Linked DNA regions of Homo sapiens: regions 1 and 3 are each linked to region 2. The links are chromatin contacts, found by Hi-C or POLR2A ChIA-PET in ENCODE. All regions are on one chromosome and are shown on one strand. Each heading gives the region's core, a stretch centred on a gene start or an enhancer-like site at or near the end of the contact. The rest is flanking DNA. Distances are from core to core; before and after follow the strand shown. Region 1 holds the start of IDH3A (isocitrate dehydrogenase (NAD(+)) 3 catalytic subunit alpha). Region 2 overlaps ADAMTS7 (ADAM metallopeptidase with thrombospondin type 1 motif 7). Region 3 overlaps IDH3A (isocitrate dehydrogenase (NAD(+)) 3 catalytic subunit alpha).

Region 1 (3,169 bases), core at 183-2,682, 610 kb after region 2:
AACAAAAAAACCAGTTAATGATGCCCATGAAAACCACTGTCTGTTGGAGACAGATAAACATATTGATAAGAAAGCTTCAGATTTTTGTTTTCCTTCTGTACATACCAAGTGCTTTCACATACATTATTTTATTTAATACTCAAACAATTCTGTGATGTAAGTATAGATATTCACAGATGGGCATATTAAGGCTTAGAGATGTTTAGTAATTTGCTTAGGGTCACACAGCCAATCAGTGGCATTGCTAGGATTTAAATCTGAGACTCCTAAATTCCAGTACAGAGATCTTTTCCTTAAATAACAGTGCATCTCTGGACCTCTCTTTAAACCGAAAAAATGGGAGAAAAGTAGTATCAAACTTACAGAAAAACGTTAAATTGTTTATAGATTTCTAGGGGACCACCCTTTCATAGCAACAGGAGACTTGAGGCCTGATGGCCTGTACCATCATTTGCTATGTGACCTTGGGAAATGGGAACCAAGACACCTAGGTTCCTCTCCCTGCTCTGACACCGACCTCCTGTGTGACCTTGAGCAAATTCTTCTTCAGGCACAGGTTAGTTCCACTGAGAAGCTACGGAACTGCATAGATGATCTGAAACCCTTTCCAGCTCTGGCATCTGAGCTGTCAAGGAGAGCTAAAGCGCTCCAGATTGCAGGATTCCCACCAATGAAAGGTAAAAGGAAGGCTCTGCTGGTCTCTCTCTCCGAAGGTTCAGACGGTAATTCCGAGGTGTAAGATGCCCTATCCTATGAAGGGGAAATAGCTACAAGAGCACTAGAGGTCTGACTGGGAAGAGCGCCAAAGGGAAAACAATCTGATAGGGAAAAGGGCCCCCGGATTCTCTCACCTGGGAAAACCTCCCAAGCTCAACGCCAGTGCCCGTGGCACCTGCGGTTCCCCGGCCAAGGGCCGCGCAGACAGCGGATGAGAGGTGTGGGCAGTGCTGAGGGGATCAGTCCCGCAGCAGGGCCGCAGCCGGGGAAGCGGCCCGGATGGCGGAGCCGGGACAGAGGCTCCCGTGACCTTCCCGGGCTCGGCGCGAAGCCTGGGCTCTGGCCTGGGCGGATGCGGGTGACGGCAGCCGGGTCTCGGCAGGAGCAGGGCCGGCGCCCCCCCGCCTTGACCTTGACGCCGTCCCCGCCTCTGCGCTGCTGACCCGGCCCGGGGCGGCCCATACACTGCGAGCCGGCCACGGAGCGCGGGGCACGGGCGACCAGGACCGGCTCCCAAGCTGTCCCCGCGGGCAGCCACCGCCTCCCTGTCTGGCCCACGCGCCCGCCCACACCCGGCACGCGACCGGCTCTCCTGCCAGCCCTCGCGGCCTGCCTGCCTGCCACACGCCGGCCTGCCAGCGCTCACCTTAGAGATCCACGCGGGCCCAGCCATCGCTTCCCCTCCTGGCTCCGCAGCAACAGCCGCAGCGGCAGTGCGCAAGCGCCCACCCCACGCTCGGAGCCCGCCCCTGCACGGCCACGCCCCCTGAACGCCCCGCCCCCTAGACCGCCTCAGGATTGCTTCGCGCTCGCTCGCTGCCCCGCCCCTGGACATTCCGCTGGCGAATCGCCGGGCTCGTCTCTCTGTGACTGGCCTGGCTGAGCGCCAGGCGAACCCGGAAACTGAGGGGCCGGCATCTCCGGGAAAGCTTCTTCCTCCCCTCCCTGGTTCATTGACTCGCTGTTAAGGTAAGACGTTTGTTCCACACCTACTAGGTGCTGATTAATGTTCTAGGATCTTGGGGATATAGCGCTCCTCATAGAATTTACAATCCCGTGGAGAAAGACACATAATTTTCTTATTCCACAAATTTTGATTTTTTTTTTTTTTTTGAGACCGGGTCTCACTCTGTCGCCCAGGCTGGAGTGCAGTAGCGCGAACAGGTTCACTACAAAGCCTCGACCTCCTGGGATCAAGTAATTACTAAGCCCAGCCCAACTTTGTTTTTTCTTTTCTTTTTCTTTTTTTTTTTTTTTTTTTTTCTCCGTAGAGATGGGGCCTCGCTATGTTGCTCAGGCTGGTCTGGAACTCCAGAGTTCAAGCGATCTGCTTGCCCCAGGCTCACAAAGTGAGCCACTGCGACTGGCCGAATTTTATTTTTTACCAGCTTTATTGAGGTATAATGTATATATAGTAACATTTACTCACTGTAAGTGTACAGTTTGATGATTTTTAGTAAATGTAAACAGTTGCACAACCATCACCACAATCCAGTTTTTGAGCATATGAAAATGTTCCTTGTGTCCGTTTATAGTCAATCCCGCTCCTGTCCTCAATCCCAGGCAACTACTAATCTGTCTATTTAGCTCAACAAATATTTCTGAGGGTCAACTAGACACCAGGCACTGTTTTAAGTGCTGGGGCTTAGTGTCCAGTAGGAAAGACAGGCTTCAATCAAGTGTCACACACATGTCATTAAAACTGTTGCGCCAAGAAGCAAAAGAGCAAGGAGCTATGGCAAGGCAAAATCAGGCAACCTGATTCAAACCTAACCTGGAGGTCAGGGAATGCTTCTCTGAAGAAATAACATCCATACTCACCTTTCCCCTTGTCCTCTCCCTGTCCATCACAAACTCCTGAGTTCCTGCTGATGGCCAGGCCTCTAGCTGGGTGCCAGGGGAGGTCAGGTGTTTAAACCAGGTCTCTGCTACCCTACCCTGGGAAGAGTTCTATCCAGAGAGGAGCTGCCTACCCACCCAGAGAGGTGATGAGTGCAGTAGAGAAGTGATCCCAAGAGCTTTTATGACCTAAATAATAAACTGCAGCTAAGTCTGTGGCCTTGTCAGGAAGGAGGGCTTTTATCAACCCCTTTCCATTGGGCCCCTTCCCCTCATCAGGCCCTGGCAGTCCCATCCTGAAGTGTTCTCCCACAGTTCCTCCATCCCCAATGTCACCCCTGCCCTCCTTCGGGCCAGACCACCTCAGGCCCAGGCTCTTACAACAGCCTCTTCACCTGCCAACCTGCCCTCCCCTTCAGGCACAGCTCTGACCAGGGCTCGCCCCGGCTCTGAAACCTCCTGGCTCTCCCTTGCACTCTCCTCTCACACCACTGTCTTTTTTCAGCCTGATTTCCCACCACTCCTTCCAGCCCCAAAGACCTGGAGCGCCTGCCAACTAGGACTGCTGGCCAGCCCCCAAATGCTTCCCATATTTTACCTCTCCGTGCCTATG
Region 2 (3,291 bases), core at 405-2,904:
CAGAAGGGGGCGTAAGAGGGGCCTCAGATGGGCAGGACACCTTCTGCTGGGCCTGTTTGGAACTGAGGGGTTCAGAAATCTCAGATTTGGGCCCTGAGCTGGGTCCTGGAGTCAGCTGGGCCAGCGTTTGCGTCTTTGTCCGACTGGCTGCTGAGTGACTCTGGGCAGGTTGCTTTGCGTTGCTGGGTCACTGTTTTCTCATCTGTAAAACTGGAACAGCTTAGGAGAGGAGGGTCAGGAGGATTAAATGAAGGAACGCAACGAAGCACAGGGCCGGGCACAGCATGACACTGGCACAGACTCAGTGCATGTTTAGGGCTGATAACAACGAAGCCTGGCGGGCTGGGCCCCGGCTGTGAAACTGTCTCCTGCCCTCCTGCCCATGGGCTGCGGCAGGTCCTCTGCCCTGTCCCTCGGGCACAGCGGTGTCTCGCCCACATCTCTGCCCACTGCTGCATCAGGGCTCCATCCCGGCGCCCCTGCCCAGGCTTCTCAGGCATGTCCTGTGTGAGGGGCTCACTGCCCTGCCGCCCCGAGGGCTGTCCCACGGTTCTCACGCCCCTTCCCTCTGCAGGAGCCGATCCCACAAGTGAGAGTGGGGTTCCAGCACCAAGTGGGCTCTAGGAATGGGACCAGGTGCTCCAGGAGGCACTGAGGGGGCGGCTGGGAGCAAGGCCAGGCCAGTCAGGCACAGGGCGCAGGGACGGCTTCCCAGAGGAGGTGTCCCTGCCCCCACTGCTAGGGCTGGCCCTGGAGACACTCATTCCTCCCCCGCTCCCCTCAGTGCTCAGGCCCCTGTGGTGGTGGTGTCCAGCGGCGCCTGGTCAAGTGTGTCAACACCCAGACAGGGCTGCCCGAGGAAGACAGTGACCAGTGTGGCCACGAGGCCTGGCCTGAGAGCTCCCGGCCGTGTGGCACCGAGGATTGTGAGCCCGTCGAGCCTCCCCGTGAGTCCCCTGACCCCAGGCTCCCTGCTGAAGTGAGGTGGGGTGGGGAGGGTGATGGGGAAATGGGGTCGTCAAACCATTGTGCCCACGGCACTGGCTGGTTCCATCTGTAGTCTGGGCTCAGGAGCCACATGGCCACTGAAAATCCTGATGCCACAGGATGCCATGCTGGAGGCTGGGCTGTGCTGGGAGTCAGTCAAGGGGAGTCCCGGCCACACAACATCCCATAGGCAGCTGTCTGACCTTGGGGGAGTAGAGGGAGTGGCCCTGGCCCCTGATTTGCTGTGTGAACCTGGGTAAGCTCTTTCTCCTCTAGGTCTCAGTCTTCCCACAGTGAGACCAGGGATGTCCCTGAGGCTGTGTGAAAACTGGGCCTGGGTGAGTCCCTGTCCCCAGCCCTGGCCTGTCCATTCCCTGGCTAGAGGACTGCCTAGAGTGAGCAATGGAACCACAGGAAGGGCCTCCTTTCCAGGGTCCTGCTAATGAGGTAATGGGGTTTGAGGCAGGAAGGGCCTCCCTTCCAGGGTCCTGTTAATCCCAGTGGTGGGGGGTTTCCTGGCCAGCTGGGTCCTGGTGGAAGGGCCTGAGGTAGAGGTGGTTCTGGACACCCCTGCCGCCGCCTCCAGCATGTGTGCGTGCGCGCACACACACACACACGCCAACACACACACACACAGTCATACACTTCCTTCCTGCAGCCCCAGCTGCTCCCGGAAGTGCTGAGGGCAGGAAATGGGGTGGCCCTGGAGTGTCACCTAGGCTCCCCTCACCAGCTGTGTGGCCTTGGGCTCCATTTCCCTCTCAGGGCCTTCATGTGCTGAATAAAGGGGCTGCCAAGCCCCATCCTTGCATAAATGAGGTCTGGGCATGAAGCACGCAGCACTGCGTGGGGATCCAGGTGGTGCTCAGGGAAGGTGGCTTTTTCCCCTCCCCCACAGCCACTGTCATCCCCAATTGCAAGGTCAGGGAGAGGGCCTGGGGCTGACCCTGCCAGTCTAAGGAATCCAGAAGCCGTGGCGTGAAGAGCTGTGTCCCCTGTGCTATTGGCTGTCTGCTCCCTGCCCCTAGGACAGAGTCCTCAGCCAGGGCCCTCAAGCTGGCATTCAGGGCCCCCTGCAATCTCCCCGGTCTGCCTTCTCCCCTTGTCCAACGCTGCCTTCTCTACCTGTGCCAGCTCCTGGGCAGCCCTCATTCAGGCTCAGAGTGGCCCCTGCCATGCCTCGCTGCCCTGCCTCTGGCATGGGTGGTCTTCCTGCCTCAAACCTCAAGGCCCAGTGGCAGCGCCCCCACCCTGTCCTGCCTGCCCTCAGCACGCACCCAGCCAGCATCTCAGAGCACTCCTATGTGCTACCTGAGCTGGGTGCTGGCACCACGTCTCTCACCTTTATGGCTAGGGCTGGCCACAGGGAGCGGGGTGGTTATGATCCCAGTGGGGGAGGACCAGATGGGGCAGAGAACAGAAACTGAGGCCCCTGGGGGCCTAGAACCAAGGACGGATGGCCCAGGAGGCTCTGGGCTTGCAAGGTCTCCCAGGGGCGGGTGTGAGTGGGCTGCAGGGAGTGGGCTATGGGGGCTGGTTAGGTGGCTGAACTAGAAGCTGTCCTAAGTGAGGAGTTTTCTGCCATCAGTGAACAGTGGAGGGGGGCTGGGAAGGTGTCTTGGACTTGGAGACCTGGAATTCCCAGATGTTCTGCTGGTCTGTGGGACAGTTGGCGGGACATGTGGAAAGCTGGGAAACTCGTGTGTGTGTGCTCACTGCAGTGACACAGCATGGCCACATCCATTTGCTGTGGAGGTGGGGTTGACAGAGGAGGGAACCGAGGCCCAAGAGGTGAAGCAGCTTGTCTGAGGTCACCCCGGGCGACCAGGATGCAGGCCTGCAGATGTGCACTTTGGAGCTCTGCCTGGAGCTGGGGTGGAGGAGCCTGCCTGCTGCCTCGTGCCCTCTGCCGGGCCTGGGGGATGTCCCAGGCCCAGGGCTGGCTGCTGCCTTCCTGCTCCTCCTCCCCAGGGAGGTCTGCTGGAGTAAGCAGGGCCCGGGTGGCAGCTGGGGGCTGTCAGCAGTGGCAGTGGCATCAGGAGCAAGGCCAGGAGGCTGGAAACAAGCCACTTCCCAAAATAGCTCTGATAACCACGGGGCAGGAGGGCCCAGCCAAGCCTCAGCCCTGACAAGCACAGCCTGCAGCTGGCCTCCCTCCCCAGCAGGCTGGGCTCAGTCTCTGGTTTCCGCTGACGGCCTGTAAGGCCCACTCACTCTAGGCTTCGTGGCCCACCTGAGAAGTGGGAGGCTGGCCTGGGAGATGGGACCCTGTGACTCAGAACCCGAGGCTGAGTACAGCCCCTG
Region 3 (3,149 bases), core at 298-2,797, 590 kb after region 2:
ATCTGAACATGACATTTAACTTGGCCTTGACTATGGGACTGTTTTCTCCGAAAATCACAATGGAACTACCAGGCCAACACCAAGGCCCTGCTAGTGTTCAGCCTGGAGTCACGTGGTTCTAGGGGTGAGAGTACTGTGATCTTCCGGAAAGTCAGCTTGTGTGACAAAGGGATAAGGCTGTTCCGGACCACTGCCCACAGAACCAGGAGAGGGCTCTGGTGCAGCCTCAGCTGAAGTCACTCTTGGCTGTAGCCAAGAGATGTTCATGGGATGTTCATAGAACAGGAGAGGTAGAAATGGTTATGCCAGTGTGATTCCCTCAAATCCATCACGGCTGAACCCAGATGCAATTGTCTACAGCAAAGCTGAGCTGCAATCAGAGACCTTGAGCTTATCTGGCTGTCTGCTGCCAGCATATTGAACGCAAGGTCAGAGAGACAGAAGATGTCTTCACTAAGCAGTTAATATAATGACTTTAACACAGAAAGTTTCCAGTTACACAGTCAAGAGTGAGTTAGGCACTTTAAGCTACCCAGGACCTCAAATCAGAGCTCTTTCAAACTTGCTTTTGGGGGATAAATCAAGGTTAAGAAAAGTAATTAGGGGAAGACCTCTCATAAAGACCATGGCAGAGGCTCCCCATAACCTGGGCTTCCCCTACCCCCATCACAACCATCAAAGCATAATGTCCAACGTTGTATAAACGTTCACAAAAATGCAGAGATGATGTGTACTAGCTATCTAATACATTGCTGTGTAACAAATGACCCCAAAAATGTAGCAGCCTAAAGCAGTAAACATTTATTATCCACATTTCTATGGGTCAAGAATCCAGGAACAGCTTAGCTGAGTGGTTCTGGCTTGGGTCTCACGGGATTACAGTCAATGTGAGCTGGGTGCAGTCACTTGCAGCTGAGGCTCACCTCCGCGCTCACTTACGTGGCTGTCGGCAGGCCTCAGCTCCTTGCTGTCTGCTGGCCAGAAACATCCGTGTGTGGCCAGTGGGCCTCTCATGGGCTGTGTATCCTCACAACATGGCAGCCGGCTTGCCCAGGAAGAATGGTCCAAGAGAAAGCCCAAGACAGAAACCTAGTCTATTTTTTAATTGCTTCAACAATTTATTCATTCAAGAGATGGAACAAATAAATCCATTTCAGAGAAAATGGACTGAGGGTCAAAACTGGGTACAGGTCAAGGAAAAGGCAGATGTAGCTTACACTACTTTCCTATGTGTATAAAAGAAACTGATCTTTTATAACCTATTCTCAGAGGTGACATACCAACCCTTCATCTATACTCCACTGGCCACAACCAGTGGTATAACACAGGAGACTACACACAAGCCATATGAATACCAGGAGCGATCACTGTCTTGGAGGCTGGCTACTGACGGTCCTGATTATCTGGCTTAATTCCTGAGTTATATATAGGACTGAGTGTGAGTCTTTACCACACACATTCTCAGAGTTCTCAGAGCCTGGGCCTCACTCATTTCTTCTCATTTCCCTTTTAGGTCCCACGATGAAACTGAAACGGCTCACAGTTTTGGAGAAGTACAAAGGTATCATTGACTCCTTTTACCAAGAGCAAAAAATGTAATCAGGGCCTATGCCTGCAGTTTCTATAGAATAGAGGGCAGGCGTTCCGAGCCTCTTCCTGAGCCCCAGGTCTCTTCAGTCTGGGCACAGGCATTTCTGCCAAGTCTGTTAGATCTCCAGGTCAGGGCACAGCACTGGCTCTACATTTACCAGGTCTTACGCCAACAATAGCTGACAATTCCAAGAAGCTTCACGTGTGGGTAGTTTTAATTCAGTTTAAGTATTGCTTTTTGTTCAGGTGACAAATGAGATCAGCTCTCCTTCCAGAACGAAAGGGCTGATAATTTTTGGCCTTAGTTCCAGGTAGATTAAAAAGCTGCTAGCTCACATACAGGACAGCCAGCAGTAGGCTGTGGAGCGGGTAGGAGAGAGATGGCTGATACTGCTCACGTGCGCTGCAGGAAAAGCAATCAGTCACAACTCACCTAGCGACCTGACTTACTCTGGAATCTTGGCGGGCATCGCCGACCCTATTATTCCATTACCAGGCACTCCGCCACCCACATGCCAACTGACTTGATGCTTAATAAAACTGCTGCTGCCTGTTTGATTCTATTTAATGTATAATTTGAATATTAAACCTTTTAACAGAACTGTCAACAAGGACCTGATTTTTTTTGTCAATTGAGCAGGTGGGACCAGTGCAGAGAGTAGTGGGCATTTAACTCACAGGACTGTGCACAGCGGGCATGCGAGTGACCATTAGTGCCCTGGAATAAACAAAGGTGCAGGATGGGGTCAAGTGGCGCATTCTCATAAAAGCAGCCAGCTCTACGTTAGCCTGTCGCCACCAGACCACCCCACTTCCATTCTGAATACGGGAAGCAGCCATTCTCAGTAGCAAGCTGAGCCAAAATGACCGAAGGCATCTGAACAGGAAACAGGTAGAGAAAGCAAACATCTCAGTTTTGGAATTCTTTATTACTTTGAACCCAAGAGCCACTGATAACTGGCACAATCCAATGAAACAGAGGAAGCAGCAGCTTAAACAAAGGAAAATACATTTAAGATTATAAGTCTGGGGGGGCGGTTACAAGCTTAAAAAGTGACCCAGACAGGGATATCATTGCTAAAAAAAAAAAAATCCCCTTGTGACCTGGGTACATTTTGCAAAGCCACAGGTTTGCAATGTTACACAAGGGCCAAAGGAGGCCATGAGTTGTCTTTGGTTGTGGGGACAGAGGGTAACTGTTCATGAAAATAGTGAGTGTCTGAAGATTAAGAAAATCATGCTGCAGCAGAGGAGAAGGGAGAGGAAGACAGGAAGGGAAAGGAGATGCCTGAGGGTCAAAAGCTGAGCCCAAGCCTAAGCCCAAGCTCAAGCTCAAGCCCCAGCATGGCATAATTTTGTGAATTAACTCAGGCTGAGTTGCCTCCAGTCTTTGGAATGTCATCTTATACTGGTACTGCTGAGGCAGAGGGCAGTAATTGGTGCTTTGGGATAGGAGAAGGGGCAGTTGCTGAAATACAAAATTAATAGCATCCCAAGTTCCTCAATTGCAGCCAAAATACATGTGTTCGGGCCTTTCGGCAGTATCGCCCCCAGAACTA

The links. Hi-C counts contacts between places; a loop is a spot of excess contacts on that map. ChIA-PET counts read pairs that join two places held with the same protein, here RNA polymerase II (POLR2A). Pooled maps may share reads with other maps.
Region 1: a loop to region 2 is called in a pooled map, with 8 times the contacts of the local background. The contact joins the promoter of IDH3A here to the enhancer-like site in region 2. A Hi-C loop is called at or near these places in 8 of 50 pooled maps. POLR2A ChIA-PET finds 5 or more read pairs at or near these places in 3 of 52 experiments (PC-9, activated B cell and activated T-cell).
Region 3: a pooled map shows a loop between it and region 2 (4-fold over the local background). The contact joins two enhancer-like sites. A Hi-C loop is called at or near these places in 2 of 50 pooled maps. POLR2A ChIA-PET finds 5 or more read pairs at or near these places in 2 of 52 experiments (OCI-LY7 and activated CD4-positive, alpha-beta T cell).

The regions. Positions count from the first base shown.
Region 1 is chr15:78,147,625-78,150,793 of GRCh38, reverse strand. IDH3A (isocitrate dehydrogenase (NAD(+)) 3 catalytic subunit alpha) reads right to left here and starts at 1,432. Exons shown (of 11, transcript NM_005530.3): 1 at 1,364-1,432. The coding sequence starts at 1,390. It overlaps LOC124903534 (a long non-coding RNA gene), which reads left to right and starts at 1,575. Exons shown (of 2, transcript XR_007064725.1): 1 at 1,575-1,686; 2 at 3,062-3,169. RefSeq lists a silencer at 893-1,472.
Region 2 is chr15:78,760,059-78,763,349 of GRCh38, reverse strand. It overlaps ADAMTS7 (ADAM metallopeptidase with thrombospondin type 1 motif 7), which reads left to right. Exons shown (of 24, transcript NM_014272.5): 23 at 785-947. Among named protein-coding and RNA genes, the nearest start is that of ADAMTS7, 50 kb to the left of the region's middle. Within about 2 kb of position 1,654, at least 16 of the 41 ENCODE cell types and tissues checked have a DNase peak (open chromatin) inside an H3K27ac peak, as active enhancers do; they include OCI-LY7, where a contact is called at or near this core.
Region 3 is chr15:78,169,894-78,173,042 of GRCh38, reverse strand. It overlaps IDH3A (isocitrate dehydrogenase (NAD(+)) 3 catalytic subunit alpha), which reads right to left. Exons shown (of 11, transcript NM_005530.3): 11 at 1,098-3,149. ACSBG1 (acyl-CoA synthetase bubblegum family member 1) reads left to right here. Exons shown (of 14, transcript NM_015162.5): 14 at 1,514-3,149. The coding sequence ends at 1,599. Among named protein-coding and RNA genes, the nearest start is that of IDH3A, 22 kb to the right of the region's middle. Within about 2 kb of position 1,547, at least 5 of the 41 ENCODE cell types and tissues checked have a DNase peak (open chromatin) inside an H3K27ac peak, as active enhancers do; they include OCI-LY7, where a contact is called at or near this core.